Linked DNA regions of Homo sapiens: region 1 is linked to region 2. A link is a contact called in ENCODE Hi-C data. All regions are on one chromosome and are shown on one strand. Each heading gives the region's core, a stretch centred on a gene start or an enhancer-like site at or near the end of the contact. The rest is flanking DNA. Distances are from core to core; before and after follow the strand shown.

Region 1 (4,409 bases), core at 1,769-4,268, 820 kb before region 2:
GAGGATTTTGATAATTTTAGCTTAAATAAGAGCTAATGTCAGAGTACACTTCTGATAGAAAGATGTAAAGAATCAAAGATCCAAACAGTAATTGATGATCCCCTAAGATTAGTATAAAGATGCTGCAGTGGACATTACTAACAAGGAATTCTAGTTCTGAATAGGTTGCTAACTATGTGAACTTAGGAAATTCTTATAACTTCTGTGCATCTCAGTTCTTCTAAAAAGAGTAATAGAAATTGGACTAGACCAATGGATTTCAAACTGTAGTCCATAAATTCCTTGGAGATCCTGGAGCTATCATAAAGTGACTGTGAATTTACCAAAATACTGAGCATTGCACATTGTACTGAGCATTGTAAAGAAATAGAATATTTAAATGCCTATGAACTACAATGTATCAAACGCACCTACTTACTATTGTAATGAATAAAATATGTAACAATTCCTTATTAGCTAGATGACAGTGAAAAAAGTTAATCATTCTGTGTTTCAGTTTCCTCATCTGTAAAATGAAGATGTAATTAACAATACCTTCTTCATCACAGTGTTATGACTATTAAATAGTATAATTAAGGAAAGCTTTTGGAAGAGCACTTTGGACACAAACAACATTGAAAAAGATTAGACATTACAATTTTCATGATTACTATTATTAGAATTCTTTTTTTTTTAAAGACAGAGTCTCCCTCTGTCACCCAGTCTGGAGTGCGGTGGCATGATATCGGCTCACTGCTACCTCCGCCTCCCAGGTTCAAGCAATTCTCCTGCCTCAGCCTCCTCAGTAGCTGGGACTACAGGCACCCACCACCAGCCCCGGCTAATTTTTGTATTTTTAGTAGAGATGGGCTTTCACCATATTGGCCAGGCTGGTCTCAAACTCCTGACCTTGTGATCCGCCCACCTCAGCCTCCCAGTGCTGGGACTACAGGCGTGAGCCACCACACCCGGCCTAGAATTCTTAAAAGCACTGATGAATAATAGCATCTTACCACTATGCACTTTTTCAGTGAATGAATATTATAATGATTATGAGTGCCCATAAGGCATATTTGAACATAGAAAGATCATTGTTCTGGTTATTTACTGCTGAAAAACAAACTACTCCAAAATTTATCAGCTTAAAACAATTCTCTTATATTGCTCATGATTTTGTTGGATTGAGTATTCAGGAAGACCTCAGCTGGGTGGTATATCTGATCCATGGACCATCCACTGGAACAGCTAGGGCTGGAAGCTCAGCATCCAATTCATGGAAGGGGCTACACAAGGATGTGAATTCCAGGAGGCATGGTTTGTTGAAGCGGGAACATTTGTGGAAACTAGCTCTCACAGTCATTATTTGCGTGGAAGTTGAGGATGACTAGTGAGTTAATTCCTTATACCCCTTTCAGCTCTTGGATTCCATATATCTAATTGGTACTTGCTTAATGAGGAGGAGAATGCTTTTGTTAATACCACTGCCTCTACCACCAGGCATTTTCAATGCTATTTCTGTTGGCACATTTTTATTTCATTCCCAGGAGAGGAAAGCAGCATGCTCTGCCCACTGCAGACACATTTGCCATTTACAAGCCTGTAAGTGTTATTTCACCACTTATTTCTCTCTGTGTATTAGAGTGTGAGTTCTTTCCCTATTTAAAATCAAATACTGTCCTGGATTGCTCCTCCAATATGTCAAATTTTAAAGATGAAAGTCAACTAAGATTTTTGCTATTTGAGTATGTGGCAATAGACATCAGAAACAGATTATGTAGGGAGATGAATGTAATTTTTTTCTTTTTTTTTTTTTTTTTACAAAAAGCTTGAAGGGCTATACTGAAGTGCTCATTATCTAAACATATTGTTAGAGATCAAGTGGTTTCTGTCACAGGGCTTAAACTTCTTTAAATTGCAACCTAATCTGCATAGAAAAAGAAGGTGACTTTTTGTATGACATTGGACTTCAGACCTTGGTCTTTCTGTTTAAGTATACACAAAATTTAAGATTAATCACTTTTTTGCATGGCTTTTCAAATGTGAGAACTCAACTCCCAACTTTCAGACTAAGGAATTTTCAAATTTTGCTCCAGGTATAATAAGTTCTTCTAGCATCCTCCAGGTTCTCAGTTGACTGTTCCAGGTTCTTGATTGTAATATGACAGTGTTTCTCCTTTCGCTTAATGCTTGAGTTGTGTGCTTATGCAGTTTCATATATTTCAGGCATCATCTATTTGTGTTCTTGACCATTGATAATTATCTTATTAATTCTGGTTAGATGTCTTATTTTGGCTAGGGCTGGTGGACAGCCTGTCATATGGCCTCACGGAATATATTCACCACAGCTTCATAACCGTGAATATTCATCATAGCACACATATTTGTGACATTTGAAACTTTTAAGTAAGACACAGATGTTTGAGCAGATTTCTTGATTTATACTCAGCTCACAATTATTGAGTTTAAACATAGTAAATGGTTAACCTCATAGAGTGTCCCCTCCCTGCCCCTGGGAATTCTGAGTAATTCTAGCCAATGCATTTTTTTGAAATTTAATTCAATTCCCATGATAAGTTTAATATCTTGCCTGTGCTGCCACTGAAGATAAAAACTCTTGTCATGCATATATGCATCATATATACCATTTTGGCCTATTTATATTATTTTAGATTTAATTTTTACTACCTTACTGTGATTATGAAGGACAATTAAAGCACCAAATGCGCCCTGTTGGCCCACTTACTTGGTATAATGAAACAAGTATTTATATTTCCCTCCGAAGTGTTTGGATCTACTTTAGAACCACCAGAAATCTTGCTAATTCATGTAGTAGAAAGAGAGGTTGAATGAGTCATGTCAAGTGATCCATGAGATTAATATAGACAAATATGTCATATCCTCATGCATGCAGCTGTGAATGACATATCTACTTTGCCATCTGTAAACTTAATGGACAAAATGTCCCAGTGACTTCTTTAGAGTTCAGAGTAATTCAGTTATCAGCAGGCACATTTCCTGTTGCCTAATACCCAAATCTAATTCCATGGGGAAGCTTTAGTCTGGCTCTTGGAGTAGGTAGAAAAATCTGCTAACCACATTATGCTCTTTCATAACCACATTGAATTGTACTGTTAGCTAACACTGAGTAAATGCAAATGTCGTATACTTTGAGACAATATATGCTTTATATGAATCGATGTTCATTCTTGCTACATTTATATTTTAACTCAGTAGTGAAATTTAACAATGCACAGTAATATAAAAACTATCATTTATTTCTGTGCTTAATAAGATCTGAAATAAACCTTTCTGTAAAGTAACTATATAGCATCTTTAATTTACATTTTATTTATGTTATGTAACATTTGCTATTTTTATAATGAATGTCATATTATTTGCTCCACATTGAAAAATATGTAGCATTTCTTCCAGGAATATCTATTACCTTTCTTACTATCTGTCAAATCAAAATCTTAATTTTTCTGTTGCTTCTTATGTAATTATTTCAATTTACAGAATAAAATTTCTAATTTTTAATACACTTAATTTATATAAGAATTTCAGCTTTACAGAAAAATTGAGAAGATAATACAACAAATAATTTACCTAAACACACACACACAGATACACACTGTACATACACTTTTCTCCTATTATTAATATCTTACATTAGTGTGGGTCATTTGTTATAATTAGTGAACCAATACTGGTATATTATTGTGAATTAAAGTTCATATTTCACATTAAGTCTCCTCTTTGTGTTGTACAATTCTCTGGGTTTTGACTAATGTATAATCTAATTTATCAATAATTGCAGTTATCACCCTGGACTTGTAAGAGCTATTGATCTTGTTATTATCTCTGCAGTTTTAATTTTTCCAGATATTTATATGGTAGTAATCATACAGTGTATAGACTTTCAACAGTTCCTTCTCTTATTTAGCAATAAATATTTAAGGTTTTTCTATTTTTTTTGAGCTTTATACCTCAAAGCTTTTTATTGTTGGATAATATTACATCATATGATGTACCATAATTTGTTTATATTCATTCACATATTAAAATCAACTTGGTTTCTACGAAGTTTTGGCAATTATGAGTAAAGCTGTCATAAACATTCATGTACATATGTTTTCTATTAATTTTGGTATATACCAAGAATATGACTGCAGCCTCATATGATAAGCACATTTAGCTTTGTAAGAAGCTGCCAAACCATCTTCCAAAGTGCCTATGGGATTTTGCGATCCTATCAACAATGAAGAAAAGTTCATGTAGTTCCACATCCTTACTAGTATTACTAGTTAATGTAGCTCCATATTTTTACTAGTACTTGGTGTGCTCAGTGTTTTGGATTTTAGCCATTCTAATAGGTGAGCAGTAGTAACTTGTTTTAATTTACAATTCCCTAATGACATATAGTGTGGAAC
Region 2 (4,432 bases), core at 986-3,485:
AAATGATGAGGAAGGACAAAGAGACAAATCTCTCTTCTGCCCCTGTCCACCAGCTACCTACATCCCCTTCCTGAGAACAACCAAGACTCCACCATCAAGAAGGTCTCTTCAAGCAAAGTGCCTAGGATGCACAATTTAAGGAGGCAGGTCTCAGGTGCTAACCCTCTGCTGGCATGACCCTGAGAGTGAAGGCCTCCTTAAATTCTGCTCCACCCCCCACCTCCCTCAACTCTGTAGTACTGGCACTGTTAAAGAGGTAACCCTGGAACCGTGCCTGGATCACACAGAGGCTCAAAAAGTGTTTTTTGGTCCTGTTTGCCTCATAGGTATCTTTTGAGATGTACATAAGAAAAAAAATAGATGCATGTGCTGGTGCAGTGCTATATAAACATGAGCTGATGCTAAATCACTATTGTAGTTATTCATTGCATTGCTGTTATTAGCAAAGATAATGTGTGTGTATACAATAGATATTATGGTTGTTCGAAGAATTTAACTGAAATAATGTATATCGCCATGTTGAAAGTAGCCCTTTAGGATTGATTTTTTTCCTAAATACGAAGTATAAACTTTGTTAAAGTTAAACAAACAAACAAAAGACAATGACCTCTGAGTGGAAGACTGACATGAAGAAAGCACTGAGTTAACTGAGAAGAATCCAAAGAATCATTGACGTACCTAGGCTTTCATCCTAGTCTGTCAGCTGAATTTTTACCCAGAATAGCAACTAAGAAAGTACTTAAACCTACTCTTGTCTTAATCTTCACAGAATTTTACTTTTTCACACATGGCTGTCATATCTTTATTCTGCTTCTTTGTAATATTAAAAATATTTTGCAGGAGCACTTTACCCAACACCTGTTACTGCCTTAGGTCAACAACTGGACTTACCTTAGGTCAGTTCCTCCTAGGATACCTGGAGCCTGGCCATTTCTGGGCATGTCCCCTTGTGAGCTGTGTGCAAGGAGCCCCAGAGTCCTAGAATCCTATGGGTGTAGACTGGTTTCCTTAGACCCAGCCCCACAAAAGAGAACATGAAACTAGAGAAATAAGCAGGTAGATCCCAGACCATGCCTACTCTGCTCAATAAATAGCAAAATAAAATAATAATAATAATAATAATAATAATAATGATTTATTTGAACATTGTAGATTTACTACCTCTTCTTTGCCAGTGTTTCATGAAATTTCCAGAGTAGAATACATGGCTTAAATAATATATTTCCTCCTCATTTATCAGACTTCTTGCACTCAGCATTGTTAATTATATTGTGGAGGGTGAGAAGCATGAAGCGTGGCGATATATTATGATCCAAATACCACACTAAATAAACATCTGGAAATGGATCATTTATAACACAACTGTTATAGGTTAGTGAGTGTATTTTAGGGTAAGCCGGGGAATACATATATAGCTTACAAAAAAATACGCTTAAAATCATAAACAAATGACCTACTTGTAGTTTTGTCCTCGTTTTCAGTAATAAGCCCTTTTCATGTGAATCCACAGTTGTCACTTACAAAGAAATGCTCTAAAGCTGAACTCTTTTATAATAGCATTATAATTTTAGACTGACTCCTGAGCTCCAAACCACTTAGAAACTTTTTACCAGCTCTGAAATAGATAGCAGGGTAATACTCATTTAATTCCTTTGCACAGTAATCTGATGGCTGAATATGCTTCAGAGATTCTTTTAGGGCTAGCAGGGGAATGAAATCAATCATAGTGCATAAATTACAAGAAAAGTGCTGTTGGTGTCAATTACCTAAGCTCTATGAATGTAAGTCTTCTAATTTCCTGTTAAATCAGTAATGTTACCAATCTTACTCTATTATTTTAAATAGGACTGTAACTGCAGTTGCTAGGAGTTGAATGAGGGCAGACAAATGTGAATAGTTAATGAGTCTCAGCAACTAATAGCAAGTTGAAGGTGTCAATAACAGGGATATTATAACATGACTCTCAAAGCTCCACCCTGGTGTCTACAAAAGAAGGTTTAATTCTTTCTTTTTTTTTTTTTTTTAATTTGTGCCCCTATACCCTCCCTAAATCAATGTAGTACACAGCAAATGCCAGGTGAATGTAGGTGTTCCTATTGCCATAGTGAGTTCCTACCTTCCCCCAAAGATAATGGCCCTGAGTTGGTACAGGAAGTCTTGGCTGCACTTTCCCTAGTAATCTACCCACCCCCACTGCTAGCGGCTGCATTTCACTGACTCATAGTTTCCAAGTATGATCAGCATGCTAACAGGAAAGATACAGTCACTGGGCAAAGCAGCAGCCCTGGAGCGCTGGCCAAGGCCTATCCAATAACTGCCACCATTGATGGCAAAAAGGAAATAAGGAACACAACAACAATGACACAAAAACCTAGAGTACAGGAACGTTTTAAGAATCAAACCCCTGCTGTTTGTCGTTTCTTCAGCACACCCAGTGCTTCCCAGTACACAACAAACTGGATGGGGGAGTGGGGTTTTATTTACCATTTGGCTATCAGTTCACGTCCTATTCTCTAAAAATAATAAAATTGGTCGATGGCGTTTCACACTGAATAATATTACAGGAATCAAACTGGCTGGGAGCCAAAGTTACGCTGAGGTTTGGCTAGGCCTGGATTTGTGTCCGAGGGTATCAAATACTGTATGATCAGGTTAGGTTTTGCAGTGCGTTGCAGACTTCCTCCTGTTAGGAAACATTCTCACAAACGGCACACAGACTACCCTATTCAGCCAGTACTTAAACAGGAAACCATTCCACCCTTCTGCTTTCCTTGGTAAAGCCTTATCTTTGAGTCAAAGAAATGTAACTTTCTAAATCGCCTCCATTCTTTTTTAGTTTGCATTCTTTTGTTTGTCAGCATTTTGCAAATTTGCAGGTATCTACAGTTCCCTAACCCCATTCTCAAGTGCCCTATTATCCCCAATTTCACTCTCAGAATACTTCATGAAAAAGAAGAATCCTATGACAAAGGATAACTATTATTAAGTCAATTGTCAACCCATCAGATGAACCAAATAGCTAAATTCTAAATAGATTTAAATAACCGGTGAAGAGCTCAAGCAAAGTCAGGTCTTAAAGTTATATTTAGTCACTTGGTCAGTTCTCTAACTGCCTAATAGGCATTCTCAGAAGAGAAGTTTGCTTTAGCACTATGAGATTTAAATGTAAAACAGAATAAATAAATAGATACATGGAATAGAACAGAATAGAATGGGAAGAAAGCAGCCCACGTCAACTCTAATACAACTTGTCACTATGGGAACATTTGTTAGAACTGAAGAAGATTAAGGCCAAGGAAACTGGCAGATCTCCCAGTACAGATTTCCTAGGCTAAGAAAAGGCCACAGCGGCCGGGCGCGGTGGCTCATGCCTGTAATCCCAGCACTTTGGGAGGCCAAGGCAGGCGGATCACGAGGTCAGGAGATCGAGACCATCCTGGCTAACACGGTGAAACCCCATCTCTACTAAAAATACAAAAAATTAGCTGGGCGTGCTTGTGGCCGTCTGTAGTCCCAGCTACTTGGGAGGCTGAGGCAGGAGAATGGCGTGAACCCGGGAGGCGGAGTTTGCAGTGAGCCGAGATAGCACCACTGCAATCCAGCCAGGGCGACAGAGCAAGACTCTGTCTCAAAAAAAAAAAAAAAAAAAAGAAAGAAAAGAAAAGAAAGAAAGAAAAGAAAAGAGAAAAGAAAAGGCCACAGCGATCCTATATGTGGCCCCAGTCTGTCTTGAATCATGAGTAAGGACACTGTCGTAAATTAAGCTGAAATATTTAGAATTATGACACTCATTTGACTGTATGAGGATTAGAGGGAAACTTAGAGGAACAAACTCAATTTGCACATATGGAATCTGAATCACAGTGAGATCCAGGGGCTGTAGAAGTCGCAGAACTTATTAATAATGGACTAGAGTCAGGATCCCCTAGTCCGCAACCTCTGGAATGTTCCACTGCCAGTCTAGCCATATCTGGTTTACCTTACAGATTATAAGGTACTTAAATGCTGATTAGTTATCTATTTTCAACCTCTGTGACTGTAAATGAGATTAGAAAGTTTGTATGATGGGAAATTCAATGGCGCATCATGTGATACTGAGAGAAGAAATGTGCTTATGATAAAATCCTTTCCGACACAAATAACTCTGCAAAGGTATTGAAGAGCGCTGGGTCTGTACACATTGTGATGTTATTATTAGCCAAGACTCTAGCTATGTTTATATATCCAGTCAGGTGCAAGGGAAAAAAAAAACCCCTCTAAATTCCTCAAGAAAGATTTACGTAGTGCATAGTCTTTCACTCAGAAATTGAATTATTTCTTGTTTTAATACAAAACTGTCGATTTTTATGAAATCATTTCAGAAACATGCCTTATCAGGGAATGTTGTAAGATTTTCCAACATCAAAAAAAATGCTCTGGTAGAATCATCATG

What was found. A loop is a pair of places that touch in the nucleus more often than their neighbours do. Pooled maps may share reads with other maps.
Region 1: a map of endothelial cell of umbilical vein shows a loop between it and region 2 (9-fold over the local background). The contact joins two enhancer-like sites. A Hi-C loop is called at or near these places in 2 of 168 maps with a recorded cell type or tissue (PC-9 and endothelial cell of umbilical vein) and 5 of 50 pooled maps.

The regions. Positions count from the first base shown.
Region 1 is chr3:178,169,385-178,173,793 of GRCh38, reverse strand. The region is part of intron 10 of LOC105374235 (a long non-coding RNA gene); the gene reads left to right. Among named protein-coding and RNA genes, the nearest start is that of LINC01014, 250 kb to the left of the region's middle. Within about 2 kb of position 3,018, at least 4 of the 41 ENCODE cell types and tissues checked have a DNase peak (open chromatin) inside an H3K27ac peak, as active enhancers do; they include endothelial cell of umbilical vein, where a contact is called at or near this core.
Region 2 is chr3:177,343,599-177,348,030 of GRCh38, reverse strand. No RefSeq gene overlaps it. Among named protein-coding and RNA genes, the nearest start is that of LINC00501, 51 kb to the right of the region's middle. RefSeq lists enhancers at 1,943-2,460, 2,981-3,500. Within about 2 kb of position 2,235, at least 34 of the 41 ENCODE cell types and tissues checked have a DNase peak (open chromatin) inside an H3K27ac peak, as active enhancers do; they include endothelial cell of umbilical vein, where a contact is called at or near this core.